3 separate regions of the Mus musculus genome follow, and all the other regions are linked to region 2. A link is a loop called in an ENCODE intact Hi-C map of the cell type or tissue named here. Cell type or tissue: heart. All regions are shown on one strand. Each heading gives the region's core, and the rest is flanking DNA. Links, peaks and the distances in the headings are about the cores only.

Region 1 (10,069 bases), core at 1,974-5,973, 910 kb after region 2:
AAAATAGTAAAGGCACATGAGAGATCGCAGTTAACATGTAAAAATAAAATAAAATAAGGAAGAAGAAAAATCCACCTGTTTTTGGAATTTAAGGAACTAACCTGAAAGTGTAATCAATAAGTTAAAATGCAGCAATTATCATTGTGCTATATTACTATAGTATATAATAATTAAATAAGAAAGCAAGTTCACATTGTTCAGACCCTATAATTGACACATATTCATACACAGCTGCCTGCCATAATGACCTGTATCCATGCCTCATCTATCTGAGGTATCAGACTAGGGAATTTCTCATTATACAACAATGAGACTAACTCTCCCAGAAAATTTCCAGGAAGGCAATTTCCCCAACAAAACAAATATTCTGTTGTCTTATGACAGGCAATCTATATCCATAGGTGACTGATACAGTCAGTAGCTTCCTTCTGTCCCTCCAAGGGACTTGCATACTGTTTTGGACAGTTTCAAAAGGACAGAAATTCTCTGCTTAGCGATCATCTGCAGGAAGACACGCAAACATCTCAAGAAATTGAGTCCTACAGGAATCCTGGTGATACCAGGTAACACAAAGCTGGTGTGTGGTATCAGTAGCAGAAATTTAAGTAGTCTTAATGATCCTTTGATGACTTCAATAATAATAATAATAATAACAATAACAATAATAACCCACATGAGTGGCAATCTTAAAAGAGGCACCCTGGCCAAAACTCAAAGAGATATGTTTGTTTGTTTGTTTGTTTGTTTGTTTGTTTGTTTTTTAAAAAGATAGTCATCTCAGCAACAATGCAAAGATGAGAAACAATTAAGACACATCAATCATCTTTCTCTATATAATACTCCACGATACGCCTGACTGAGCTCAACTGTCAGGTATAGGTGGTAGAGTTAGGTGAAGACCTACACTCCTTAGGTCTTGGAGTCGCCTTCCTTTTCCTCTTGCCCTGGCTCAGGGGTCCATCAGATGTACTTGTGAGTGGGGAGAGGGCTTCAGTAAACAACTGGTCCATCTACCTCCTCCCCTTGGCTACCCTGATGCAGCTTGGATTCACCCCATCAGCTGGGGTTAACAGAACCTGCCTAAAACAAAGCCAGATGCTTATCTCTGCAACCCAGGAAAAGCATGCATGTGCTAGTAGAAGCAGCCAGTGCTTCAAAGGCAGTGGGGATCTCATGTGGGATCGTAGATTCACCCCAGACCTCTAGCTCCTGCACCCAGCGGGGACAGCTCTCAGTCTGCTGTTCTGTGATGGACGCAGACTTCACATCTGCGTAGAATCGGTGGAAGAACTGTCTCCTCCTTCCGGTCACTGCTAGATTCCCTTCTGAATTGTTTTCCATCTGAGACTCAGCAGAGCTTTCCGACGCAGACCACCCCCATCACTTCATTCTAAAAAGAAAACAAAGGCAAATCAAAGTCACTGTGTGCTTAGTTTGATCCAAACTAGAGTCACCTGGGCAAAGAATCTCGATGAGGGATTGCCTAGGTCAGATTGGCCTGTGGATGTGACAGTGGGGGACTGCTGATTGCCTTGGTTGATATGAGAAGACTCAATCTGAAAGTGGGCAGGAACATTCCCGAGCCTGGAGCTCTGGATTGTGTCAGAGTATAGAGAATGGCTGAGCATGAAGCCCGGAAGCATTTCTTTCCCTTTGGCTCTTGACTGTAGTTATGACGTGACTAGAAACTTCAAGTTCCTGCATCCCTGAATTCCCCGCAGGAACAAAATGGAGCCTGAAATTGTGTTTTTATCACAGCAGCAGAAGTGAAACTAGGCTGGTCACTAATTTTCAAAAGCCAAAGAAATTACTCTGGACATTTGTATTTACATATGGTGTCATAGAGTCTGAGTATATAATCTTAGACCAAATTGGAAACGTCATCAATTCTGAATAGAAAAATTTCACTCTCTGTATGCATGCACAAATACATACACACACACACACACACACACACATATATGTGTGTGTGTGTGTGTGTGTGTGTGTGTGTGTGTGTATGCTGAATACTCTTCAAAAGTCAAATAATGTTTATTGGATGCTCACTTATTGTGCTGTGATTCATGATAAACATGTTGATGTAGCCTCTTAGATGATGAGGGCATTTTAACATTTGGCCCCTCTTTGTAATCTCCTGTGACAATAACTGTCAAGTGTTAGCCCCTCAAATCACCATCAGTGCGCCAGGAGAAACTGATGAGGGATATTGTGGGAGGTGGTTGGCTTGGGTGGAGGTGTTCATATAGATCCTGGCAGACATTCTGCTGCTCTGCAGAGAGGTTCTTTGGGACGGTGGCCTTTTTTATTTTTCCATAGTATTTTCTCACTGCTCCGTCTGCATACAGGATGTGAACTCCAGAGCAAGAGATCAGTTTGTGCAAGAGTGAAGAGTTACTTGATTTGACACAATACAAGACACCAACACTGCCATACCAAGTTGTCCATCACTACAGGACCTGCTTCTTGGCTTTTCCTACTTACCATAGAGCAAGAGAGATTCTGGGTCAAGCCCGAGACTCTCACAGGTAGATATGTTCTTATCGTGGAAGCTCTGTCGCATGATGCCGAGCACCAACTCTTCACTCATCATGTATTTCATAAAGTCATCATCTTCAGATGGAACTCCAAACTGCAAGTGATAGGTTACCGTGGCATTTTCAACACTGAAAATCAAACAGACATTATAACGAAGAAGCAGAAACATATCAAGACTCAGACACCAATCTCAGCATTAATATTTCTTTGGCTCCACATCTTCCTGGAACCAGCTTCAGAGGACACACTAGCCCAGGAGAACTCACTGCCCTCGAGCCATCCTCCTGTGGCCATCACACAACCACGCCATCTGCTCACACTTTAGGGGACTGCAGAGAGTGGCCTTGGAAGGGAGGGACACAATCCAACTATTATAAAGAAAGAGTGAGCGTTGGCATAGCACCCATCTGATATTAGCTTTCCTGCTGTGTGGCGAGCCCGGAAGCCCCTCCTCCATCCCTGTCTTCACGTTTCCAATGCTGCCACTACATGTACACACTGGGGATACTTAATGAGCTCCTTTAAAAATGTTTATTTATTTATTATTTCATAGGTTTTCACACACACACTTTGATCCTAGCCTCCCCCAAGTTTAACCACTTAACCTATAAAATCATGATGGTCTGGCAACCTTATCAACTCCCTACCTCTTGATCTCCCAGAGAATGACCTGTGCATTGTTTGTTTGGGGAGATACTCCTTCATGTGCACTTCCAGAGCTCCTGACGGCACGATGATCATTTTTAAAAATCTCTTAGTAATGCGATCTCAGGAATTTTCATCTCCGAGGAGGCTCTAACCCTTTCATCTTTCAGTACACACTTTTCTAAATTTTTTTACAGTGAAGATAATTATAGGTCTGTCCTAAATTAGTAGCTTAAGTGGCTTCCTCAACATTTAATCTTTCACAAGTAACATTTAATTCTTCTATTGCTTTGGTCAAGATGGCCCAGATTAGGCTCAGCAATAATAAAAAACAAATTAACAGGAGGGCACATCAGAGAGATTCTTTTAGAGAGAGATTTATAGATGCTTTGGTCTCTCCAGAGTTAATCAGGCCACTGCGATGCCAAGGATAGGCAAAGAGCTCCCTCTGGAGGCCAGATGTCACATAGGTCAATGACTGTACATTTTATAGTACAGGTTTGCAAACTCTCCCATATAGCAAAAAACTGTGCCAAGCCCTATGAACCAAATAAATTACAGCGTAAATTGAGACTCTGACCAGACCCAGTTACCATGGTGCCACTAAAGGTGGTGTTAAAAGCCCATTTTCAAGCTTCAATCCAGCTAGCCTAGTTTGCAGGTATCATTAGCACAGCGATTTATCACTCAGGAGGACGGACAGGCACAGGCGGGCAGGCAGCAATTCTGCATACCCACTGCTAAGGATCTGGACTAACTGATGAAGCAGGTCTTGAGTGGATGTTCAGAAAATCAAGCTGAAAGCTAAGTGAGAATATCAAGGTGTCTGACCCAGTCTGAGTACACTGTCCCTGTCTCTCTTGCCTCTACCACCCCTGTCTCCCCTGGTAGATTTATAAAAGGTAGCCATTTGAAGGAGGTATTTTTTCTGTGGACTTTTCCACAGCAGCGTACCCCTGGAGTAGATCTAGCAACTGACACAGCAAGAGGTACTTTCCGGTGCTGGTGAGCCCGTTCTGGACCTCTCTGTAGACACAAATGCATGCGCTGAGCATAGGAATATTTTTTTTACATGTGCAAGGACATCATTTTAGATGTGATGGTTTTGAAAATTCTAAATAAACATTAAAAACGTGGGGGCTTGGCAGTGGAGGCTCAGTTAGTGGATTGTTTGCCTAGCAGGCTTGAAACCCTGGATTCAAGAAAACCTGACACAATGGCACAAGCCTGTAAGCCCAGCGTGTGCAGGCAGGAGGACCAGATTTCAAGTCAACCGTGGTTACATGAGTTTGAGCTATATGAGACTGACTGCCCCCCCCCACACACACACACACACTGACAGTTCTTTATCTGAAGTACTAAAGTTCTTGGTTTTTTTATTATTTAGAAAATATATTTTAAAAATCTCTCTATCTCATGTGTGTATGAGAGAGAGAGAGAGAGAGAGAGAGAGAGAGAGAAGGGTTGCTAGATTCCCTGGGCTGGAGTCAAATAAGAGTTTGTGAGCTGCTAAACATGGGTCCTGGGAACGGAACACAGGTCCCCTGGAAGAACAGGAAGTGTTCTCAATAGCTGAGCAGTCTTATCAGCCTCCCACCCCACAAATAAATTTTTAAAAAATTCTCTAACACTAATCCTTGGCCTAATTTCTAGACCTGTTTTACTTAGTCTTTTTGTGGGTTTTCCCTGTGTCTACTCCCACCTATTGAATGCTAAGTTCAGATCCTTTATATCCATAGCAAGGGCAGATTCTTGGAAACACCCAGTATGCTCATAGTGGCTCCACTACAGCTCTACTATAGTCTTCAAACAGAAAAACGTGTCACATGGATAGAGCAAAGTATGTGAGATCCAACTATCCAATGTTCCCGTTCCTACACCCATATTTGTGCCAGTGACTTATGACTAAAGACAGTAGGGTCCCCATTGGGCAGCAAGAGACATCTGAAGAAGGAAGACAACATCAAACTTCAGGTCCTTTCTTGTCCTATCTCATCAAGTTACCACTGATGCTACATGCTCCTCTCTCGGATCTACTGGTATTATGATTTAAGTGGGAGAATCACAACATATAATGTTAACTTTGATCACTACCTCCCAGTGACACCCTAGGAACAATTGACAATAAGGCTTTCTCATATAAATCTTATTTAAAGTATTTTCAGTAATCTCAGTAATAAAAAGAATCATTTATTAAATTACTACTTATACTTCCTTTACACAAACAGACACACACACAAATGTGTGTATCTTTTGACTGGTTCAAACTATTAAATTTATTGAAATTAAAAAAAAACTGTATGTAAAATATTTAATAAAAATATTTTTAAAAACTGTATGTATACATACATGGACACTGAATATAGTAAATATATGCACAGACAAAAAAATGAAGGCAAGCAGAGTTGTTAATTTTGTAGGGGTGAGTGTTATTCATCATTGGTGGTAGCACTAAAGAAAGGAGACAGGAGAGACAGGTGCATTTTTTATGTTCGTAATGTTGTGTGAGGCCAGTCACCCCTGAGTCACCGCTGCAGCACATAAATCATGTCCCTCTCTGAGATTTGTGTTTATTTCTGCCCTGAATTGATTTCTGTATCTATTGTTAAACAGAAATGTTTCTCTTGGATAGACATGCTTTTCCTCTCTGAGGGTGACCATAATTGAATCACATAATTAGTCCACGATTTCCTTCTTTCTGCTTTTCCGAGCTAAGATGTTGCCCTGCACCACTGCAGCGTGACACTGTGTTTTTTACTCCCAAGTCTTCTCCTGCTGCAAAGCTCAGGGAGATCATTGGGGGTGAATGGAGATAAGCTGGGTAGGTGAGTAGGTGATCTTCTGAGAAAGATGGCAAGATGTAAAGATCTGAGCTCTTACCTGAAATCCAAGATATCAGCAGAAGTGAAAAAACGACTCAGAGATGGGGACTGTCTATACGTGTCCGTGAGCTAAACACACAACAAGAAAAGAACACACATGTCACTGAGGATCATCTTACATAGCACCCATGGAAGCAAATGGATTCAGGACAAAGGAGAATTCACTCTGGCTAGGAATTCACTGGTTTGGGGTTCTGGAGGAAGAGGAAAAAAAGTGTAAGCTGACCACAAATCAAAGCTCAACTCAACACTCAAGTGAGATCTAAATGGTCTAACTAGTTGAGTCTCCCTGACAGCCATGCACGTGTCTGTAATCCCAGCATTCCCAAAGCTGAAGAAGTGGGTAAGTTCAAGGTAAGACTGGCTTGGTTTTTTGTTTGTTTGTTTTTGGTTGGTTGGTTGGTTTGACAATGAGTTCTAGGTCAACCAATGCAACATAGTTAGACTCGGTCAAAAAAAAAAAAAGTTAAAATGAACTCATTGATAAGGCCCAAGTGACTCACTGGGAATTCTCAACTTGACTTATAAGTTGAGCATACACTTGGTATCCTTAGTGGTGCTATGGTCAACAATGCTCAGCAGGAACTCATAGAAGCACCATTAACTGCTAGGGCAGGGGATAAAATGGGGAGGGATCCCTTCAGCACAAGGCACTCAGTACCAGGGCATCACTGGCCCTGGGCTTTTTTCTCTCTTCTTCAAAATGTCCTTGTTAGGGGAATATCTATCCTGATTGTCAGGTCTATCACTCCCCCGGACAAAGGAACAAATGATGAAGTTGCCAAGATATGGAGGTTTTTCAGCAAAATTGCATTCTAAAAACATGATGATGCCCATGGTTCTCCACCTAGGCTTTATGCCTTCACATTTTGCTGTGCAGTAACTTCACAGTCTGCAATGCAGTTCCTAGTAAACTAATTAATAGATTGAAATGATCAAAAATATACAAATGATGAAGTAAGGATAGGTAGAGGACACACAACCAAAGAGGCCTATGAGATTGGGCAAATGAATCTTTAAGAGGGAGGGGATGGTGAGGCTAAGAGATCACTGGACATGTGAAAATGGAGGGGGGCAGTCTGGGGACAGAAGAGTACATCAGGGATTGTGGCTAGGAGACAGGAGAGGAGCTGGCGGTGTGAACTGACAAAACTGTGTATGTGAGAATACTAAGGAAACCTGTTACATTGTATGCTAATTTAAAACAGTAGAAATTCATTTACTACATCTAATATACTCAACACTGTCGCTTGGCTCAAAACACTTTCTTTCATTAGCCTACAATTAGGCAGATCCACCTAGCATAAAGCCCATTTTATAACAAGGTGATAAACTCATGAAATTTGTCTATATATTGTCCTCAAAGCCAAAACATGAAAGGCTGTATATATCGCCTTTCACACCACCAAAAGTGGTCTATAAGTTAAAAATTGAGAACATTATTCCTCCATTCCTCGGTACTAGCCATCGCCTGACATTGGTACATATCCTTTCTTCATTTATATTTAAAAATTATTCTTTCCTTATAGAATCATAAAGACATGGTGTTTATGTTTTTATGCAAATAAAATGTATTATATTCTATGCAATCTTTTAAGAGCTGTTTTTTTTTTTCTCATCAGAAATGGTCTCACTATCTTGCTCAGGTTGGTTTTAAACTCCAGTATCTTCCTGCTCTTGAGTAGCTAATATCACAGATATTTGCCATTGTGCCCAAATTGAGCAGAGATTAAAGGAAAGGCCATTGAGTGACTGGTCCAACCTGGAATGCATCCCATGGGCAGGCACCAAACCCTGACACTAAGCATGGCTGTCCTCTGAGAGGCTCTACCAGCAGCTGACTGAGATAGAAGGCAGATACTTATAGCCAACCATTGGCCTGAGTTCAGGGACACCTATGGAAGAGCTATGGTAGGGATTGAAGGATGGCAACCCCATAGAAAGAGCAATGGTGTCAAATAACCTGGAGCTCCTAGAGACTAAGCCACCAACCAAAGAGCATACATGGGCTGGTCTGTGGCTCCAGGTACATATGTAGTATAGGGCTGGCCTATCTGGTCTCAGTGGGAGAGGATATGCCTAATTCTGAAGAGACTTGGTGCTCCAGGAAAGGGGGATGCCAAGGGCAGAGTTGTAGGGAATGGGTGGATGGGTGAGTGGAGGGGCACCCTCTCAAAGACAAAGGAGATGGGATAAAGAACTCTGGGAGGGGGGACTGGGAGGAGGACAACATTTGGAATGTAAATGAATAAAGTAATGTTTTTAAAAGACTTGCTTTTATACTTAAAATTACATTCAAGATTTATGCATAAGATACATCTCAGGGTCCTAAAGTCCAGATCCTACACAGAATGCAATAAATCATTATACTAGCTCATCCATTTCCCCACTGATGGGGACTTCCTTTCATGCTGTCTTTATCATAAACTATGCTAATGCAATAGCTATCCTCAACCACCTCTATGCACCTTTTTGGTCATTTGAAAATCTCCCTGAGATACATATTGAGAAATGGAATTGCTGGTACAAAGGCAGGTGCCTCTTTGTCTCAACTCATTCTTGCTGAACGTTCTTCATTTTCCTCTCCTCTCTGCAATCAGACCTGTTCCATTTGCCATAGTCCTACTAGACTTAAAAACTTTTCTCCATCTCACTGATATAATATCACATCTCATACTGCATATATTGCCCCTTTTATTATAGGTGGAGCACCTTTCCATGTGTTAAAGATATGTGTGTGTAGTACCCATGTCCTTGGTGCCTATGGAGACAGAAGACATAGAATTCCCTGGAACTGGAATGTCAGGCATTGAGGGCTAACATGTGAACCATGGGAGCCATAACTATAACAACAAAGCCATCTTTCAGCTTCCTTTTCCAGGATTTAATTAGTCCTCCCACCAAGTTTCAGAGATACAAATCGTAACTATTTTGTACTAGGAAACATATGGCTGAACAAATTTACACTGCATTCCTTCTGCATTTACAATGGAAAGCTAAAAACCTTGTTCTCTAACATAATAGTTCTAGGACATATCATAACTAGGCTGGGATCTGGTACCACTCTCAGTGTGGGCACAGCTCTGGGATTAGAATAAAGTCACAGCTATACCGAGAGAAAAATCAGACCCACTCTTGCCCAATCTGCAACTTCAACCCTGACATTGTTCTGGACCTTTCACTAATGAGTTAGCCACTTCCAAGTATATCAAGAAAGCTTGGTGAGCCATGCTTTATTCAATAGCAAGCACTGTAACATATAAAATCCAGTAGGGCCCTATCAGGGTGCACACCTTGTCGCCTACCTAATCTCAAGGAGGCTGCACAACCAAACACACTCCTACCTAACTCAGCAGAAAGTCAATGGCACTGAGTGTTTGTATAACTCTGATCTTAAGAACAGAACCTTTGTAAGATACAACAGGCATTTTGTCACTCCTTTTCTACAGATTAAGGACAAGTATTTCAAGAAGTTAAACTTGCTGGTTTCTTGATATATAGCTGGTAAATTCTAAAGGCCAAATTCGGTTTTAGGTGCGATAGACATCAAGCCCAGATCCTCTCCATTTTACCTCACTACTCAGAGAAGTTAAAGCAATGGCAGAGCACATCTAAATTATCATGAATGAAAAAGGCACAATGTGATAAGAACTTTGGAAGAAAAGGGAGTCATCCTAGTTCTTTGAGCTCTGGTATGAAGAAAGTGGATGATGGACAGAATTGGAGAAATTCAGGTTCTAAAAGGGTACTTTTACTGCTCAGCATGAAGCGAAGGTGAGGGAGGATGCAGGATGCTACAAAGGATGTTTGTTCAAGCACTAAAAGTATTGCTAATAAATAAAAACCATATGCCTCTGGTAAATCATGCCTATTGTTTTTTTTTGTAAAAATTTATGTGTTTATTGTATTTTTGTGCATGTACATGTATGTGCATGTACATGTATGTGCATGTACATATGTGTGTGCACCTATATGTGCATGTATGTAGAGGCCAGAAGTTGTCTTTC
Region 2 (10,069 bases), core at 2,939-6,938:
TCTTTGTTTTTTTTTTTTTTTAGTATTAAAGCATTTTTTCCCTCAACATTGTAATAATTTCTCAGTTTTAAAATAGAAAATAAAAAGTCAATGAAGAAAAAAGTCTGTCTTACTGATGAAAACTGATCACTGTTACTACCCTTTAAGGATTTTCTAGAGCATTCCACATGTATAAATGTATAACCTCAACAGATTACAGTTTTCTAAACTCCTTTCGAAAATATTTTAGGGGTAGGCAGTGGTGGTGCACGCCTTTAATCCCAGCACTTGGGAGGCAGAGGCAGGCAGGTTTTTTAGTTCAAGGCCAGCCTGGTCTACAGAGTAAGTTCCAGGACAGGCAGGGCTACAAAGAGAAACCCGTTCGAAAAACAAAAAACAAACAAACAAAAACCCCATATGAAAGGAAACGAAACCAAACAAAGGGGGAGGGTGGCTCAGTTCAAATCCCAGCAACCACATTGTGATTCACAATCATCTGTAACGAGATCTGATGCCCTCTTCTGAAATGTCTGAAGATAGCTACAGTGTACATATAATAAATAAATAAAATCTTAAAAAAAAAAAAGAAGAAAAGTCTTAGGGGACTGGTGAGAGGAGCCCATAGTTGGGCACACTTGCTGCTCTTGCAGAGGGCCTGGGTACAGTTGTCAGCACCCACATGGTGGCTCACAAGCATCTGCTACTCCACTTCCACGGAATTCAAGGCCCTCTTCTCACTGCCATGGGCATCAGGCAGAATGAAATGCACTCTCTTCTCTCTCCCTCTCTCCCTCTCTCTCTCTCTCTCCCTCCCTCTCTCTCTCTCTCTCTCTCTCTCTCTCTCTCTCTCTCTCTCTCTCTCTCTCTCTCCAGGCAAAACACCAGTAGACATTGGATAGAATAAAATAAACTCTTTAAAAAACCTACCATAATGTAACATATAACATTACTTATTATCTATTTTAATATTATTTATATTATAGATATTATTTATATTATATATAAATATTGCTCATATTTATTTACACTTAGGATTTCAAACCATTCTCAAGTATGGGCTTTGGAACAATCCATGGGAACTAGAGCAGCAGGCCTTAATGGCAGGGCCTATCATCACCCTTAGCCAATACAATTCCATTTTTAATATTTGCTTTAAATATTTGATATCAGCATAAAATTCTTAGAGGGAGAAAATTCTACTATCAAACTATTAGAAAACAACAAATTTCTTACAAGGTTATAGTGCAATCACTATAATTTCCTATTTTCTGCTTTCTTGCTATGTAGTCCAGATTGTAACCCAAACTCAAGGAAATCCACTTTACCCAGTCTGAGTGCTAAGATTACATGTGTGAAACCAAGCCAGGCTTATTTCTCATTTTAAGGAATACAAAAGAGACTGTGTATGTGTGTCTATATATGAACACGCACATGCATGCAGTAACAAAGGACATCATTTTTTCTATTTAATAGTACCTCACAGTTATTGTAATACTCATTTCTTGGATTATTAAGGTATGTAAGGTTTTACATATTTGGTGGCCATCTGTGTCTATGAGTCCTTCTCTAGAGTCTACAAGTTTTCCAAGCATGACTTAAAAACTATCCTGTACTTCTTCCATGTGCCCAGTTCCTAGAAGCTTCAATTTCAGTATGTATTGCTCATAGAATATAGAACACCATTCCCTTCTCTCTATTCTTCATTATGACCGTGAATCTTCCTTTAGGAAAACACAGACCTCTCATTCTTTCGTTCCTTATCTCTATCATTGCATCACAAATATATCTCTGTCTACAGCTGCCTTATCTTTTCTTTCTGGCTCATAATACAGCTTTTTTAATGTTCAAGTGGATTATTTTACTTAAACACTTGAGTCTATCTCTCCTTGTCTCTGAACAGGGGGAGATATTGCAGGATGCTATTGTAGTGACTTTGAACATGGAGGATGTGGACATGTGCCAAAGAATGCAGCAACCACTAAAAGTCTGGAAAAGTCAAGGAAACTCTTCTTTAAAGCCCTCAGAAGGAAACAGCCCATTAAACAGCTAATTTTAGCTCAGTAAGACTGAACTGGGGCTAGGAAGGCGTTTCAGAGGGTTGGGATGGAGAAGGGATGCCTCTGGGGACTGATCACCAAACACTGAGTTCCAGGATCAGCGGGAGAGCCTGACTCAGAAGCAAAGGTGGGTAGTGGTAAAGGAAGACCCTGACCACTACCCTTAGCCTCCAACGTGCACACACGACACATCTCCAACTAAAATATCTTCTGTCTTCCACAAGTCCAGAAACATTATGTTGATTCTGTTAAGTCTGTGGTAATATGTTACAGCCCAAATAGGAAACTAACACACAGGTAATTTGGTAGTGCATTAGAGGGGCATTTAAGTCGTTATGGTGTGAGGATAGTTTACGAAGTGTTATTAAAGATAGTGATCCCAGAGCTGACTGAAGAAGTGAGATTGTTTCAAAATGGTTCAAATGAAAGAGCAATTAAGCTGGGCAGTGGTGGCACACGCCTTTAATCCCAGCACTTGGGAGGCAGAGGCAGGAGGATTTCTGAGTTCAAGGCCAGCCTGGTCTACAGAGTGAGTTCCAGGACAGCTAGGGCTATACAGAGAAACCCTGTCTCGAAAAACCCAAAAAAACAGAAAAAAAAAAAAAACAAAAAAACAAAAACAAAAACGAGCAATTATCTGTAAGGAACACACAGGACAGAGAGCATCTCAGTAGGGCAAGATTACTTGCGTTAAATACGTCTAGTAAGAGTAAAAATTTGTACAGCAGGCACTGTTCTAAGAAGTCTTTACCCCCAAGCACACTGAGGTCTGAAGAAATTACCTTTTTGGGATAATATATGGTAATCCGCAGACATAATGAAGCAACTTGGCAGTCTCACTTAATGCCCACCAACTGCTCCTCTCCACCCTGCGAAAGAAACCTTATGAACAGAAGCAAGAAGGCCCCAAGGACTTAAAACGAACAATCACCAGTAATCAGTGATCAGAACCAGCAGAGCCTGGAATATTTTGTCGGAGAAAATGACGGTGATAATGGGTGGTCAAGACAACCTCTGGGTTTTTTGTAATTATTGAAGTTGAGCTATATCCAAGCTATATAGTTTTCCTTGACTACTCCAAATAAATCGTGACTACGTGACGAATGTCACATTTGCTGATATGATGCGAGTTCTTCTTTTCAAAATATCCGAGTAAGAGTTAAAAGGCTGGGCCTCACTCGGATCCATCAGTAAAATGCATAGCTTCGAAGTTGCTCTAAAAATGTAGGAGCCTCAGAATACTCTAACACGTTTCTCCTTTCCCAGCGGGTCTAACGGGCCGTGACTCCGCCCCGGGGCGGGCCCCACACCTCCGGCCCGCCCCGCTCCGCCCTCGTCCCCTCCCTCCCTCCCTCTCCTGCCCAGGCCGCTCAACTCGCTCACGCTCCGCTCGGCCTTCCCCGGCCCTCCCACGCCGCTCGAGATGGCCGCTGCGGTGCGGCCGGGTGCGGAGCCGTGGAACCGCGTGAGGATCCCCCAGGCGGGGAACTGCAGCACGCTGACCGTGCGGGACCCCAGCGCCACCCTGGGTGAGTGTGGCCGGCAAGGAAGTCCTAGCGTGTCTCCGGGAACCGGCGGGCGGGCTCACGTGGGACGGGGTGGGACTTCCTGAGCGCGGGGCACGCCGGGAAGGGGAGCGCCAGGCGGAAGGTCCGGCCTGGATAGTGTGGCATGAGGATTGCTGGCAAGCGCCTGGGCTTCGCCGTGACTGTGCTGGAACAGGAGAGCACGACTAGTCCCGGCCCTGCATGTGTAGCCCCCAAACGCTGCCTGGGTCCTGTGCTGTCCCCAAGGATCGGGGCTGTCACCCAAGTACCGTACGCCGGGGCTTCGGACCTCCGGCTTGTCTCTAAAATACAAGAGCTCGTTTTCCCCTTACTGGGCGAGGGAGTTACTCTGGTCTCTCGGTTCTTCTCAAGTGGGGAAAAATGAGATAGTTAGAGCAGTTTGTTTAGAAAACAGGGACTCGCAAAGAGATGTGTGTGGGGGTGGGGTCTGTGTTGTGAGTTTTAATTTAGTTTGTTAGTATATATGCTGTGGAGGTGTTAACCATATAAGAGGGATCGGGCGATTTGATTTACCCGCTCCCAAATCACGGGCCGGCTCTCGTTTGGAACGTTCTTCCCATGATCCTTTAGAAAAGCCTATTGGGTGGGTGGGACGAAAAGATGGGCCCATGCGTATGGCCAAGCCGAAATGAGGATTCTCAGGATTCACGTGGTAAAAAGCGAGAACCAACTTCTGCAAGTAATATGTTCTACATCTCCCCCTGGATTTAATGCTGTGCTACAACCCCGACCCCCCCAAAACGTAATAAAATATTCAAACCTAAATATTATAATGAGGTGGGGGTCTTTCGAATTGTGAGTTAATACCTGGGTTGCCTTAGTTTTTTGTTGTTGTTTTTGTTTTTTGAGACTGAGTTTTCTGTGTAGCCCTGGCTTTCCTGGAACTCACTCTGTAGACCAGGCTGGCCTTGAACTTAGAAGTCCCCCTGCCTCTGCCTCCCCAGTGCTGGGATTAAAGGTGTGCGCCAGAGCGAGAGCAGCCTACCTAAGCTTGAAGGATGTTTAATCACGAAGGGACATTCAGCTACCGGGAGACACAGCTACGAAATACTGTAGTTTTCACGGTTACATCCAACTTTTTGTTTTTGAAGCTGCTTTTGGTCCTATGACTGTCAGTTACTTTTTGTTATTTCTAAGACAGGTTTTACCCCAGTCAAAAATGGGGATAAAAAATAGTACCAGCTTCTTGGCCATATTGGGGAAATGAAAAGGTTGATACCACGAAGCATTTGTAACAGTGCCTGGTTTGACAGTCAAATGACCGTAGCTGTCATTACAGACACATTTGGTAATTGTTAACTAAGTACAACCTATCGAGTATTCTCACCCCTCTTCCCATCTATCTTTCCTACGCAGTTTTAAGTTCTTTCTAATTCCTTAGTCACAATTTTAAAAACAGATTACTATGGGAAATTCACCAACTCCTCATCACCCAGGTAGCTGATTTAATTTCTCCAGATAGGACAGAGCTTTTCACTTAGAATGCTTGTGTTTCCTTTCTGAGCCACCAGATGGAGCCTGACGCCTGCTTCCCAGCTGCTCATGTTCCGATTAGGAAACATTTGTATAACCATTCAGTTACATAATACAATTTCCAGTGGCCCTGGTGGTTTCTCTTTTCTGGATGTAGTTTCCCATTGATATCCACAGAGGATTGGCTCTAGGAATCCTTCCTTATAAAGAAATGTGTACATGCTCGAGTCTATATAACATGGTAGATAGTATTTGCAGTAGGACCTATCTTTCTGTATACATTAACACTATCTACTTTGCTTATGAAATCCTATACAATATGACATTACAGATGGAATTTTGGGGGGCTATATTCAGTGTGAGGTTGCTTGAATACACAGATGGTGCTCACAGGTAGAGGGCTGAATGTATTGTATATTCTTATCAAAATGTGGTATTCATGGGGCAGGAGAGATGGCTCAGTAGTTAAGAGCAGACTGCTCTTTCAGAGGTCCCGAGTTCAGTTCCCAGCAACCACATGGTGGCTCACAACCATCTGAAATGGTGCTGGATGCCCTCTTCTGGTGTGTCTGAGGACAGCTACAGTGTCCTCATAAAATAAGTAAATCTTAAAAAAGAGAAAAAAGTTGTATCCAAATACAGTTCCTTTGCCTTTGAAGGCTGTAATTGTATGCATGCTGTCTTGCTCACCTGCAGAGCAAAGTGAGGGGTTTATAGATAGATGGAACATGGCCAGGCTTTTTGATATTCGGGGTGTAAGTGCACACCAAATGATAGCTGTAAAAGCAGTCTATTACTCACAGTCACGGTAAAAAGTGATGTAAAGACAGACACATGTTAATATTTAACACATGTTCCCTTATTGATCACCTGCCCTCATTTTTCCAGTGTCTTTCGTAGAATCCTTAATTTTTATAGTTGAGGCCAGTTTGTGTTTTGAGTTCTTTAAAGCAAATGAGGTAGACTGTTTTAGTGTGTTTCTCATCCGGTGGGTGCAGTAAGTATAGGATTGCATACTGAGTCTCGTTTTAACTGTCTCTGCTTTAGATATCTGCACTGCAGCTGTCACTAAAGGGTGCCACCTTGTCACACAGTCACTCAAGAGCCAGACCTTGGATGCGGAAGTAGATGTGTTATGCTCAGTTCTCTACAGCAATCACAACAGGTTGGGCCACCACAAGCCCCATTTGGCCCTCAGACAGGTGAGGGGAGCTCTGTGCTCCACATATAGCCGGGTACTGAGGGACATGAGGCTCACACTGCCACTTACTAGTTTGTTACTCATGCAAAGTTCATATATTGTTTTGATGTTTCAGCCTCTAAGATACAATTACATTTTAGCTTTTTTGGTCTTTGATTTTTCCAAAATCATTTCAAAAAGTAATTTATAATTGAGCATGTTTCAAAGCTGGGTGTGGTGGTTCACATCTTTAATCTCAGCACTTGGAGACAGAGGTAGGTGGATCTCTATGAGTTTGAGACCAGTCTGGTCTATGTAGTGAGTTCCAGCACAGCCAGGGCAATGTAGAGAGACCTTGTCTCAAATGAAACAAGCAAGCAGGCAAGCAAACAAGTGTATTTTGATTCTTTCCAGTTTAACTTTCTCTATGTACAGTCTAACAGTGCCTTTGCCTAGTTCAAAAGTAAACTAATTTAAACCCTAAAATCTTAAAAAAGAAAACAGTTGTGGTTTAGGGTTGTGGTTTACTCCTTTGGAGTCATAATCTAATCAGCAGTGTGCTGGTGTAAGTGGGTTTATGGTAAGTTGTGGTGTAGAATGGTTTCATGTACATTTTAGATTAAGAAAACACTGTGACTTTGAGCTCCAGGACTGTAACATGGCAGAGAGCTGCTGAAGCTGGCTTCTGCATGTACCGTTCATGTGGCCACTTAGGTAACGCTGCAGGTACCTTTAAAAGCTCAGCATGCTGGGCGCTGTGTGACACAGCCATCTTTCCAGTGTTTACTTATTTTTCTCAAAGTTCTCTGTTGGCAGTGCGTTGGATCTACAGCTATGAAAAAGACAGAGTTTCTCACTATACAGACATACTCTTTCTGGTTAGCTAGACTCCTACTGCTTAAGGCCCAAGAGATGAAGATTCCCTTGTCAAAGAGGATCATGGTCTTTCCCTAAATTTTCTTCTAGGGCAGCTTTTACCTAGGTTTTTGAATCCAGGATCAAACTTATTTACTAGCTTCCTTGCTGATGTTCCTCCCCTTCCTCCCTTCCCCGCCCCCAAATCATATTTTACTCACTATTTTCCAAGTGTTACTGTCTTGGGCTGTTAATAACTATCTGAAAAGATGGTGTCCAGACTTGGACATTAAAAAGCCAGCCCCAGTGAATTTAAGGACCGAGCTATGCTGAGGTAGAGCCCATAAGTGTGACTAGTTTTCAGCAGTATATATGTAGCTCTGAAAATATAACAGCTCTGACCAGGATCAATTCCCATAATCCTTTGCCATGTTGGTGCAGTCCAGGGAGCACCTATGGTGGGCGTTCCTGACAGCTAGAGAATTCATACAGGTTTTTGTATTCTACATGGATTTCTCCCCCCCCCCCCCACAAGAACCTACTAACCCGTTCTAATAACTGGATCACACTCGTGAACAAAACGGACAAGTTCTCTTCTCGATGGGGAGTTTATAGTATAGTTTGGAGAAAAGGGCAGACAGCCGGCCAGCCAGTCAATAACTGGTATACCAACTGGTAAGAAGTGCTATAGGGAAAAGCAGAGAAGGGGGGATTGCAGTGTTAAATAAAGCATATCCATTTCAGCATGTAGTTAAGTACTTGATCTGTCTACCTATCTTTATTACTATAAACTGGAGTGTATCATATACTTATTGCCTAGCATATCTTGCACATAGTAGGTGTTCATTGTAGTTACTCTGACTAAGTCACTTTCTTCATTTTTGGTGCTTATAGACTGTTGAAACTGAGTTAAGAATTTGCTTTCTTGTTTTATTAGGCTCCCAGCTATAAATGTGCTCCCTCAACAAATTAGAATGTTGAGACTTACATTCATTTTGGTCACTTTACAGCATCAAGTACATTTGGCATGTAGTAACTTTCTTGAATTGAGAAATTTGTTGGGTTGGTGAAATTGTTTTGGGATTTGGGTTTCCTTGGCCTTAAATGGGAAGGCCTTATGTGGCTATTTCCATACCATGAAATGCTTTGCTTCTTTGCACTCTTGGTCGTATCTGTGAGACTGCTGTATGTACACATACTAATTTGAGCTGTGTTTCCTCCTTCAGGTAGAACAGTGCTTAAAGCGTTTGAAACATATGAATTTGGAGGGCTCAATTGAAGACCTGTCACAGTTGTTGTCTGCCAAGTAGGTGGTCCATTGCTCTGTCTGGAGCACCCTTTGGTATTCTCTGCTTGGTGGTGAAATATAATCAGCTATGCAAAGATGTACATGTTGCGTGTTAATGAGGGGAGCCTGTTGACTGATGGGAGGGACTGGTGGGACACTGAAATGGGACTCATAGGTTGCAGTGAAAGAACAGTGGGCATAGCCACCTCAGGCTGCATACTGCTGCAGAGATGCTGTGTTTGGAAAATGACAGTCACGTTCTTTCTGTGTATGTCAAGTGCAACTCAGCCTGGAGCTACAGAAAACCGCGTCGTCCCCAGCCAGCCGGTGGTGGAGGTGGTGCTGATGAAGGTTTTGGGAGGCTGCAAGTTGTTACTGCGCTTGCTGGACTGCTGCTGCAAGGCATTTCTGTATCCTTGACTACAGGACGCCTTCTCTTGACTGGAAGCTGTTTGGGTCTATTTGGCTTCTGTTCAAATGCTGTGTTCTTAAGGCACTGTAACCTGTGGGGATTCTCAACACTTTGCCTTTTGGCTCCTCTTCCAGCAATTGCTGTTGTGGCTGGGGCCAGGGACTCTGTGTCTCTACCTAGCAAGTACTCCAAGAGCTTGGTCTTTAGAAATTCTTACTCCCAGAAACTAACTAACAATAGGAGCTCTAGTAGAATAGATAGTTTTGCTTTTAGTGTAATGTGACTTTATTGCCATGTTAGGGCTTTAATATCTTCAAAACTTTCTTATAAATTCTTTCCTAATTGTAACTTACAAATCTTAAATTCCCTTGGTTTTATTTTTTCCACCTTAACATATTCCTCAGGTTGACTGTGAAGCACTTAGGGCTAAAGGAATTCATTATTTTGAACCTTGTGATGGTTGGACTGGTGAGCAGGCTATGGTACGTTCACATTCTGCATTCTGTTTCATCTTTATCCAACACAAGTTTCTTGTTAGAGTTCACACAGTTTCGTTTCACACTCTTGCCCTGGGATCTGAAGGTGCAGCCTTCCCTTTCTTCCCATGACAGTTGATTTTCACATTGTTAGCTGGATAGTTATGTCAGAGGGCTTTTCTTCTGAAACCTTCACCTTGACTCTGAGTAGCTCAGAAAGTGATTTTCTAGGACCTAGGAACTATAATAATAGTAAATAATAATAATAATGATAACAACAACAAATAATGTTGGCAGTAGTAATATTGCAGTAGGCTTTTGAAAAAGCTGCTGTTCCTGGGCTGGCCATATCTTGGTTCTTTCTGACAACTGGTTGTTAATTTGAATAGAACTTAGAAATACAATTTGACCTTCCTTGCATGCTCTAGACTTCTTTTCTGCCTGACACACTGCTGCTTTTGAGCCATATTTGGTTGATAGAATTAACACGTGTAATATTTATAAACTAAAAAAAAAAGGCATTTCCGTGTGTGTGTTTGTGCATAAAGTGGTTTGATGGATAAGTAGGCACAGAATTGGATCATTAGTTCTGATTTGAGTGTAGCAAAACTGTCAAACAACAGAGACACACCCTTTTTTTTTTTTTAACATCTGGACCAAAGTTTGCCCTCCCTCCTTTCCTCCTTCCCACTCCTAGGCCCCTATCCACTCCTCAAAAAAGGGCAGGCCTCCATGGCTATCAGCCATCCATGACATATCCAGTTGCAGTAAGACTAGGTAC
Region 3 (10,069 bases), core at 4,000-7,999, 300 kb after region 2:
TAGAAGAGACAGCAACAAAATGCTGTGACTTCCTCGCCCTTTGGCATTTTCATAAACAGACTCCATGCCCTAACTTCTCCATGATCTCAACAAGGCTAACATCAAGCTTCTTGTGTTGACAATCCCCCTAAGAGGCATGTGTCCCCACTCTGAACCCTGGTTGGTTCCTGAGACTCTGGCTCTTCAGAGTCCTCATTTGCCAGAGCTTCCCATACAGTACCAACTGCTGTATCCAGACAAAAGTTACAAGCCTCCATGTCTTGCTCAACATCTGATTTGAAGCTGCAACAGCATGTTCTTTCAAGGCCTTTTGCTCAAAGGGTTGCATCCTGCAGTGTTCTCAGATGTCTGATTCTCATAAATGAGAATCAGTAGATAATCAAGTGATTTGAAACATCTTTATTGGTTTCTGTGTTTTCCTGTCTTACAACATGAGGAAGGCTGGGCCTGGATGATCACATCAACTAAACAACTAAAACCACAATACCTAACAGGAAATCCTGCATTTCTCTCCAAATGTGTGAAGCGCACAGTTGGGTGGCTATGGAAAACCTTCTCTAGGTTGGACTTGCACATTGATTCACGGTCTTCATTTTGTGGAGATTTTGATGAGAGATAGTTAGGTTCCTAAAAATTTTACTTGTTTTGTAGGTTTGGTGGTGTTCTGTTTTTATGATTCGCTGAGTTCTTGTGAACTCCGACCAGTTTGCTTAAGTGTGTTTCTGCTGTCAGCAGTCTTACACTGCCTAACAGGAAAAGAAACATGCCTTTAATAAGGCTTTTTAAGGATATCAATAAGCAATTGAAAGTGAGGTTTTCAAAATCTATACAAAGTTGTCATTGAGCCTATAACTATGCATCATGAGTGAGCACAAGAAGGAAAGAGAATGGCGAGAAGGAAAGATACACCTAGGTCAGGGTCTCTGATTTGAGATGTAGAAGAAATTGTGTCTGGTTTCCACTCTGGGGCTCATGTTTATCTAAGGAGCCTTGTGGGAAAAAAGGAGAAGCTGAGTGAGGACCCAGAATATGATAATTACCCATTGCTTGGAACAATGGAACACCATATGCAAGTTTGTTGAGGGAAAAGTTTTGATTAAATGAACTGGAAGAATATAAATAGCACAAAAGTCTATTGTTTGATTCAGTCTAGGAGAGCCCATGTAACGCATAAATAATAATAATAATAATAATAATAATAATGTAATACTATGTAGTAAGGATAGATTGGCAAGGTTGTATTCTTCTAGGTACAGCTCCATATGCCTTCAAAGTTACTCTGTACCTGTTCCTATTCATTTATTCTGATATTCATTTGTGTGTGTGTGTGTGTGTAAACACTTTCTTCCTTTGGGAGGCATGAACATTTACTTGTAGCTTTAATAAATACATATTTAAATAGGATACATAAAAAATGTTGAGCACTTGCCATAATTCTCATTCATTCGTTTTACCAAGTGCTCAACCTGCAATTTAAACATTATCTATCATCCATTTGCTTCAGTTAAGAAAAATTATGCTCAAAGATAGGAAGCAATTTCTTCACAATCACCACCCAGGAACTAGACCTTCAGTTCAGTCCTGGCCCTTCCCACCTTGTCAGCTCATCTGTGAGACTTGAGATAGGGTGTAAGCTCCCAGTGAGCATAAATAAAATGTAATCATTATCATTTCTACTGTGAATGAACAAAGATTAAAATGAGCTGACTCATGACCATGATTTTCAAGGTAAAACCCAACATTATCTTGGTAACAGGTGATGTGAGTTTTAAGAGTTTGCATTTGGTCCTGCATTGCTAATCAGCAGGTCAGAATCCATCATCTTATCACATAACGGGTCAAAAGCGGGATGCAGAATGGTGCCTACCAAACTTCTAGGGTTAACAACAAGTTGCTTTTAAGTTGCCAAGTCTACAACTGAAAAATAATCGACTTCCCTTCTCCATGTACAGATTACAGACATGGTTATTGTGACTCCTAGCTGAAAAATATTCTAATGTAATCTGTGTAAGGTTTTTAGTAAAGTGCGAGTGTCCGTGGCTGTAGCATACAAATGTTTTTTATAAAGCTGAGTAAGGAGATCTGCAATTGATTGAAATTGAAATCAAAATAAGTTCAGAGCTGGCTTTGAACCTACAAAGATGAGCCGAGAGTGAGCACATAAAGATCATAGAACGGGCTAGAAGGGAGAGGTTCTCCACACTGGAGAGTTTGGGCTCACTGCCTAGAGACCTAGGAAGGGGGGATTTTATCTAACACCAGCCAGCCCATGCTTTACAGAACAGAAAATGGCCAACCAATGAGACCACCAACTTTCCCCCACTAAGTTACATTCATATCCATCAGAAAACCCTTCTATATGCTTTAAGTATTGTTGAGGTGAAGTGGCCTATATTTCCCCTGCATAGAGTAGAATGTTGTTTTAATATTTTCCTGGTGACAATATTATGTGCTTTTGAAATGGAAGTTGTGACAGTGCCTGGTCATCCTTATAAGTCAGCAGAACAGTTAGGGTGGCAGCTTTGAGTTGCCCCAGTTTTGTTCAGAGACCATTCTTCTAAGTCTGTGTGTAGCTTTGCTATTGTCTGCAACTTCCTGTACTGACTCTATGGTCTCAGTTCTTTCTCTCCCCTGATAGTTAGGGTGTCTGATAGAGCCATATGTAGATTTTCCTGCTTGGTGAAGAGGTGGTATTATGAACTCATGTGTACAGAACAGACCTCTAAGTTAGATAATCCATGCCATGTACTAAAAGCATGTAGTCCACAGTTCAGAAAGCTCCAAGATATTTGAATGAAATGTGTATTTTTGGGTTCCTATGTTGCTACAGCAGGAGGTTACACTCAGTAAGCTTAAGAAGTACCTTTTTGGTGCTTTCTAGAAAGGAAAATTTGAAAGAGGCTAGCAGCAATTCTTTTTGAGCTGGAGGCTTGATGCAGCCTTGTAAGTCTGGTCTGTTTTACAAGAACAGGTTCTTAGAGGCCACACCCTGTCTTTCAGAGGCAGATTATCAGCTTCCACAGAGAATAGCTCCTTCCTTCCTGTATGTACTTCAGAAGGCATCAGCATCAGTTTAGTTTATACTTCTGTCTTCTGATTCATTATTACTGCAACACATGTTTTCTCTGACTGTGCCCTTAGGGCTGTGTGAAGATGCATTCACAACTGAGCCAAGTATGGAACAGTAATAGAGGCTGAAATAGAATCAATAAACTCTTACAAGAGGTATACCTACCACGATGGGACTTTAACTGTGTGGCCTAGCACCGTGCAATTTGCAGTTGGAAGCCAGCATCTGTCTTTATTGGCTGATGCCTATGTCATTGCAATTGTTCAGGGGTGTGTGTATTCAATGTGGGTGCAAAGTTACCCTCTGAAGCTAAGCTGGTACGGTGTAAATGGACACTATGAACTGCCTTCAGAAAAAAAACCAAAAGATTTCTATAAATGTGACCACATAGAAAGTATAAAAGCAAACAAGTTCAAGATGTAAATGGAAGGAGTTAAGGGCTGAAATGTAATCAGAAGCAAGAGAGTGCACACCTAGGCAAGTGCACGTGTGCATGGGTTTGTTTATTTTCCTGATTGGGAATTGCGCTGCTTAGTTATCGTCAGGTTGACAAAAACCACAGTAAGCTGAAAAGAGGAAAACTCAGGTGAGAAATGCCTCCATCAGATTGTCCTGTGGGCGTGTCTGTGGCCATTTTCTTAATTGATGGTTGATGTGAGAGTGTCCAGCCCACTGGGGCCCATGCCATCCCTGTGCAAGTGGGTCTGGGATATATAAAAAAACAAGCTGAGCAAGCTGTGGCGGTCAATCCAGTAAGCAGCATTTCTCCATGGCTTGTTTCAGGTTCTGCCTTCAGGTTCCTGTCTTGTGTTGCTGCTCTGGCTTCTCGGTGATATACTATAGGCTGTAATCCAGATAAACCCTTTATTTGCTTTTGGTCAGTGTTTTAAGACGGGAACAGAGAAGAAACCAAAACAGGAATATTGTTTATTTATTAGCACATAGTTCAATACTTGAACTTCCTAAGCCATATTTAGTGATTCTGTTTTAAAATTAACATCAGAGGACCCAGGTTCAGTTCCCAGCACCCACATAGCACCTCACAGCCATTTGTAACTCCGTTTCCAGGCTATCACATGGCTTCTCTCTTCAGTGGGGACCAGGTACATACATGGTTCACAAACATGCATGCAGGCAGAAAATGTATACACAAAAAATTTTAAAATAAACAAATCTTTAACGAAAAGATACTTAACTTCTCAGTTACATAAACTGATATTCTGAGGTCTAAAATGTTCAAGTTAAAAGATTTGGAGTATTTATAAAAATTTGGGTACTTCAGTGAAGTGTTTGCACATGGTATATGCTTCTAATCTAAGCACTCAGGAGATTACAGCAAGATGATTAATATCATAACGAGACTACAACGTGAATTTGGTGATAACCTTTGCAACAGATCAAGACCAAATCTCAAAAAAAAAAATTTATAAAGATTCATATCCTTGAAAGTGATCCAAGAAATACCCTTGCCAATAAGTAATTCTCTGTTTAATGTAATTTCTCTACGAGGTTTCTTTTATTTTCAACAACTGATTAGTGAGTATAAATGTTAGATAAGTGTGTGTTTTAAATGATGAATTTTTAAAATCATTATATGTGTACAAGTGTTTGCCAGCCCATGTGTATGTGTATTATATATGTGCCTGATTCAGAGGCCAGAAGAGGGCATTGGGTTCTTTAGAACTGAAGTTACAGATGGTTGGGAGTCCACGTGTAAGTCCTGGGAACTGAATTTGGGTCATCTGCAGGAACAGCAAGTACTTTCAACTGCTGAGCCATCTCTCCAGCCCCAACTATAGTTTAAAAGTTGTTTTTGAATGAGGAGACAGTGTGTGGGGAACTAGGAAATAACCTTGCTATAGCCATCTCTCCCCCCAAAATTCATGTGGGAAACAACCGTAGAGGGAAAGGCCAGCAATTCAAGTTTGGTTATGTAAATTTTTACCCTAAAGTTCAATAGTGTGTCCTGACAAGACAGGCAAAGCATGCAGAGGTGTCTGCTTCATTTAGTGAAGGCTTTCCACCCCAACCCCCACATCCAACACCCCGTATCCCCCACATCCCGGCACCTCTTTGAGTTCAAGTCAGAGCCTCTGACTTCACTGTTGTACCACGCTGATGACAAGGAAGGAAGACACAAAAGCCTCCCTACCAAGGAAAGGGGAGAGGCAGCCTGCAACATCTTAAGTTCTATGGGACATTAGTATCTAAAATGAGCCAGGAAACAATCAATTTCCTGGCCATCCATCGTGCCATATGTGTAGAAGAAAGATTTTCGACACAAACAAACAAAAACAATACACCAGTAAAGAGACTGCAGTCTTTTGGGGGTGGTCCACTAAAAGCTACTGTTGGCATGCCTGGATGGTTGCCTTGGCCTATGGGTTGATATGAGGGGCGTGGCAGCAATGAGATGGAACCAGAGGCCTGGAGCTCCCCCTAGGGGCTAAATCTATTCTACCCTGAGTGACCCAAAACTGCACTAGTTAGAAAGTGGACTGCTCACATGTACTCACTGATAAGTGGATATTAGCCTAGAAACTTAGGATACCCAAGATATAAGATACAATTTGCTAAACACACGAAACTCAAGAACAAAGAACAAAGTGTGGACACTTTGCCCCTTCTTAGAATTGGGAACAAAACACCCATGGAAGGAGTTACAGAGACAAAGTTTGGAGCTGTGATGAAAGGATGGACCATCTAGAGACTGCCATATCCGGAGATCCATCCCATAATCAGCTTCCAAACGCTGACACCATTGCATACACTAGCAAGATTTTGCTGAAAGGACCCAGATAGAGCTGTCTCTTGTGAGACTATGCTGGGGCCTAGCAAACACAGAAGTGGATGCCCACAGTCAGCTATTGCATGGAGCACAAGGCCCCCAATGGAGGAGCTAGAGAAAGTATCCAAGGAGCTAAAGGGATCTGCAACCCTATAGGTGGAACAACAATATGAACTAACCAGTACCCCGGAGCTCGTGTCTCTAACTGCATATAAATCAGAAAATGGCCTAGTCGGCCATCAGTGGAAAGAGAGGCCCTTTGGTTGTGCAAATTTTATATGCCTCAGTACAGGGGAACGACAGGGCCAAGAAGTGAGAGTGGGTGGGTGGGGGAGTGGGTGGGGGAGCGTGTGGGGGACTTTTGGGATAGCATTGGAAATGTAAATGAAATAAATACCCAAATAAATAAATAAATAAATGAAAGAAAGAAAGTGGACTGCTCAAGTCTAAAACCAAGGAGCCAGAATCCTCAGTGCTGACCATGGAAGCTGTTTCAAGATTCATTTGACAGCAAAATACTTTATATTTCACAATGAAATTTAATTTATTTGTGTGTATTTGTGTCTGTGTGTGCTCATGTGAGTAGGTGTGTGTATGTGTATGAGCACTGGCATGTAGAGGTAGAAGAGATTATTAGATTCCCTCAGGGATTGAGTCACGCACCTTTGCAGAAAGCCAAGCTGTTTATGTGGGTGCTAGAATCCCATTCTGTCATCATGATTGGAGAGCAAGCATTTGTAAATGCTGAGCCAACTCTCCATCTCCCCAAATACCTTATTTTTTTATGATAGACATATTCATACTTTAGAGTAACAAGACATAGCCCAGTTTTCCATCAAGACTGTAGTATATTATAATAATCTAAAAGCATTATAATGTATAGTAATGTAGGCATGTCAGGGTACACACTTCCTACTAGGAGCGGTGTAAAGTACATGACCTGTCAGTTTCTCTAAAATACTAAACTTCTGAACTCTGACTTGTGGTGCCTGGCCCCAATCAGATAAGGGCCTGGGTGCCTGTGTTTCATGTCGCTTCCTGCCACATGGGCCTCAGTGACGATGCAACGATTCCTGTGCTGTATACATTGAACAAGTGTCCTTTTATCTCCGTGGTTTGGTTTGTGTTGTAATAAGATGGTCATATTACACATAAAAAGCAGCGTGTACCTCACTTGATAGCAACAGACAATGGATGGCCCCTTAAAGGTCATTTAACCACTAGCTTCTGGGCCCTTAGCTACAAGGAAGCTGTGGTATCAGACACTGAAAATTAGTTTTTGAGGTTCTTCATTTTATACTCACACTTGGACAGTTTAAAGCCTACCTGCAACCCAACTGGATTCACATACTTTAACCACAAATAATTAAGGACATTTTGAGGTTGTAAAGTTAATTGAAAAGAATTAAGACAATAAATATCTTTCCTGATATGAGCTCGGTATTGTATGAAGATTTCGGTCATGGATCTGTCAACAGTTCACAAGGATCCTAGAGCCTAGAATAAGACTTTCTAAAGAATATTTACACCCAAAACAGACACCAAAGGGGGATTGGTAAATAAAATATCTCTTCAGTTTATTTTAAAATGAAACCTTCCTTTCAGGGGATATTTCTACTAACACTCACAAAATTATTGTTTGCTGGAATGTACCACAAAGAAAGCTTACAGCTCCTGGTGATTGACAGGTAGTTTTTGGTTGCTGGGTGATTTCAAGGATGTTAAAATCAACTTTTAAAGGTAAAACCGACACACCCTGGGATTCTGACACTTGGGAGACATGGGAGGATTTCTGAACATTTGTGGGTAATCTAGTCTACATAACAAATTCAAGGCTAGGCAAGGACAAGTGGTGAGATTGAGTCTCAATATATAATGAACACAAAGATTCAAATAATGAATTACATAAAAATTAAGGAAAGAGTAAGATGTTAAGATCAATTTAAAGAGAATCTGAAAAACAAACATAGGCATAGGCAATCATCAATACAAAACTGAACTTGTTCATTGATGTAGAACTATTTAATAGCTATCAGGCAATGAACTGTAATAGAACCGTCTTTCAACAATAAAAGTTCTGCTGAAAAGAAACAATTTAATTCACCGGCTGCCAAACAAGAGTGGTTGTGAAACGTTGGACTCAACTTCACCTCTCAGAGGATAGGACTTACAGATTTGTTGTTAGTTATGTTGTGTTTGTCTTAATTCTTTGAGAATTCATGCATTCATATGATGTGTTTTGTCCATATGCACCCTCTCTCCAACTTCACCTCCTCCTAGGTTCATGCTTCAACCTCCTAACTTCACATCTCCTTATTTTAATAACCCACTGAGTTCAACTTATGCTAATGACTGTGAAGACATCCACTGGACTGTGGTCAACCCATCAGGAGCCACATCTTTAAAGAAAGCTACTTATAAGGTGAGAAAAATAAGAGGTTTTAAAGCTTAAAGATAGAATTAAGTTTACTAATCTATTGACTTTAAGATACAAAACATTTATTGGGTTATCCAAGAGGAACCAGTGTAAAGTAGGGTAGTTTTATATTCACTCCCCCCCACCTTGGGTCTGTGTAGCGCATTAGGGAAGAAGAACATACGAACTTATACACTAAACATGGGAAGCACATGAATTCAGCACAAGATCCAAAGAGGCCATGGTGGCCCAATCTGATCCAGAGCTAAGCAAGAGACAAGTTTTAGCTTCCAGGGCAATGGAAGTGACCTAAGACTTCGAGGGTGGAATGGGGTGTGCACGAAGAACAAAGCAATCTCCTTCTACAGATGAAGTATTCCAAGGCCAACTCTCAGACTCCAGTCTCCAAAAAAATCTTCTCTGGGCAGACAGGATATATCACTGACTATGTAGTGGTGTGCAGTTTCTCTGACTAGCCATCTTGATATAAGTCAAACCAATGTATCTCTCAAGATGTATTTTGGGGTTTCATGATAACCACAAAGACCTTTTGAAGTGAAAAGGGGGTCATAGGTGTTCTCAGAGATAGATAGATAGATAGATAGATAGATAGATAGATAGATAGATAGATAGATAGGAAGAAGAGATTTGAACTTACTGCACTGCTCACTCTGGATATGTAGAAAGAATTCAAGAAATGCCAGTGGCCTTGAGAAACAAGAAGCTGGATTTTCTGTACTTAATTTAAGCATAATGAGACCCATTGTAGACTCTGTCATTCAGAGGTGTAAAGTAACATATTTGTGTTGTTTTACTCTACTCTGCTTGCAATGTGAAGGCCTAGAAAATTCAACACCGAGGTCCTTTGAACTAAAGAAAAATGGAAGGGTTTTAGGTCACTCTGGACTCTCTGCTCCCAGGTCTGGTCATAAAGAAATTCTCTGCTCCAAACTTTGTCTCTGTAACTCCTTCCATGGACCATCTAGAGACTGCCATACCCGGGGATCCATCCCATAATCAGCCTCCAGACACTGACACCATTGCATACACTAGCAAGATTTTGCTGAAAGGACTCAGATATAGCTATCTCTTGTGAGACTATGCTGGGGCCTAGCAAACACAGAAGTGGATGCTCACAGTCAGCTATTGGATGGAACACAGGGCCCCCAGTGGAGGAACTAGAGAAAGTACCCAAGGAGCTGAAGGGGTCTGCAACCCTATAGGTGGAACAACAATATGAACTAACCAGTACCCCCCCTCCCAGAGCTCGTGTTTCTAGCTGCATATGTATCAGAAAATGGCCTAGTCAGCCATCATTGAAAAGAGAGGCCCATCTGTATTGCAAACTTTATATGCCTCAGTACAGGAAAATGCCAGGGCCAAGAAGTGGGAGTGGGTGGGTAGGGGGGTTGGGGGGGTAGGGGGGACTTTTGGGATAGCATTGGAAATGTAAATGAAGAAAATATCTAATTAAAAAAAGAAATTCTCTGAATTTCTCTTGAAAATAGACCATATGAAGTTCATTTCAGATGGGTTCTGCCTTAGCCATTGGGAAGAAAGAATACTTTTAGGGGGGAAGAAATGGCCTCCTCATTCCTTCCCAGGCTTTTTGCCCATGATACAATCTAAATTGGCATAGAGCATATTGTCAGGAGAGAAAACTGTTTAGGTGCCTTCATGCATGCAAGAGTTCCACAAAATATAGGATTTGAAGACATGTCTGATGATGGAAGCTGAAATATAGAAAGAAGTAGTGGTGGTGGTGGTGGTGGGATGTGTGTGTGTGTGTGTGTGT

What was found. Hi-C counts contacts between places; a loop is a spot of excess contacts. Peaks named below come from ENCODE experiments on the same cell type or tissue, not always from the same donor. Only the 100,000 strongest peaks of a DNase experiment are listed, where the experiment ranks them.
Region 1: a loop joins it to region 2, with 3 times the contacts of the local background. A loop is called at or near these places in 2 of 42 quality-filtered maps.
Region 3: a loop joins it to region 2, with 2.4 times the contacts of the local background. A loop is called at or near these places in 3 of 42 quality-filtered maps.

The regions. Positions count from the first base shown.
Region 1 is chr16:45,626,921-45,636,989 of GRCm38, forward strand. BC016579 (cDNA sequence, BC016579) reads right to left here. Exons shown (of 6, transcript NM_145389.2): 4 at 6,061-6,131; 5 at 2,482-2,663; 6 at 1-1,390. The coding sequence ends at 1,386. Among named protein-coding and RNA genes, the nearest start is that of Gcsam, 22 kb to the left of the region's middle. In heart, for the core only: CTCF peaks have their summits at 3,638 (motif pointing left) and 3,854; no DNase peak of the experiment used is centred there.
Region 2 is chr16:44,720,904-44,730,972 of GRCm38, forward strand. It overlaps Nepro (nucleolus and neural progenitor protein), which reads left to right and starts at 3,398. Exons shown (of 9, transcript NM_145972.4): 1 at 3,398-3,565; 2 at 6,125-6,279; 3 at 8,339-8,418; 4 at 8,679-8,810; 5 at 9,217-9,294. The coding sequence starts at 3,460. In heart, for the core only: a CTCF peak has its summit at 5,118 (motif pointing right); DNase peaks (open chromatin) are centred at 3,618, 4,588 and 5,128; H3K4me3 peaks cover 2,144 bases; H3K27ac peaks cover 1,672 bases.
Region 3 is chr16:45,018,621-45,028,689 of GRCm38, forward strand. It overlaps a transcript of Cd200r3 not described here. Among named protein-coding and RNA genes, the nearest start is that of Ccdc80, 70 kb to the right of the region's middle. In heart, for the core only: a CTCF peak has its summit at 5,510 (motif pointing left); a DNase peak (open chromatin) is centred at 5,471.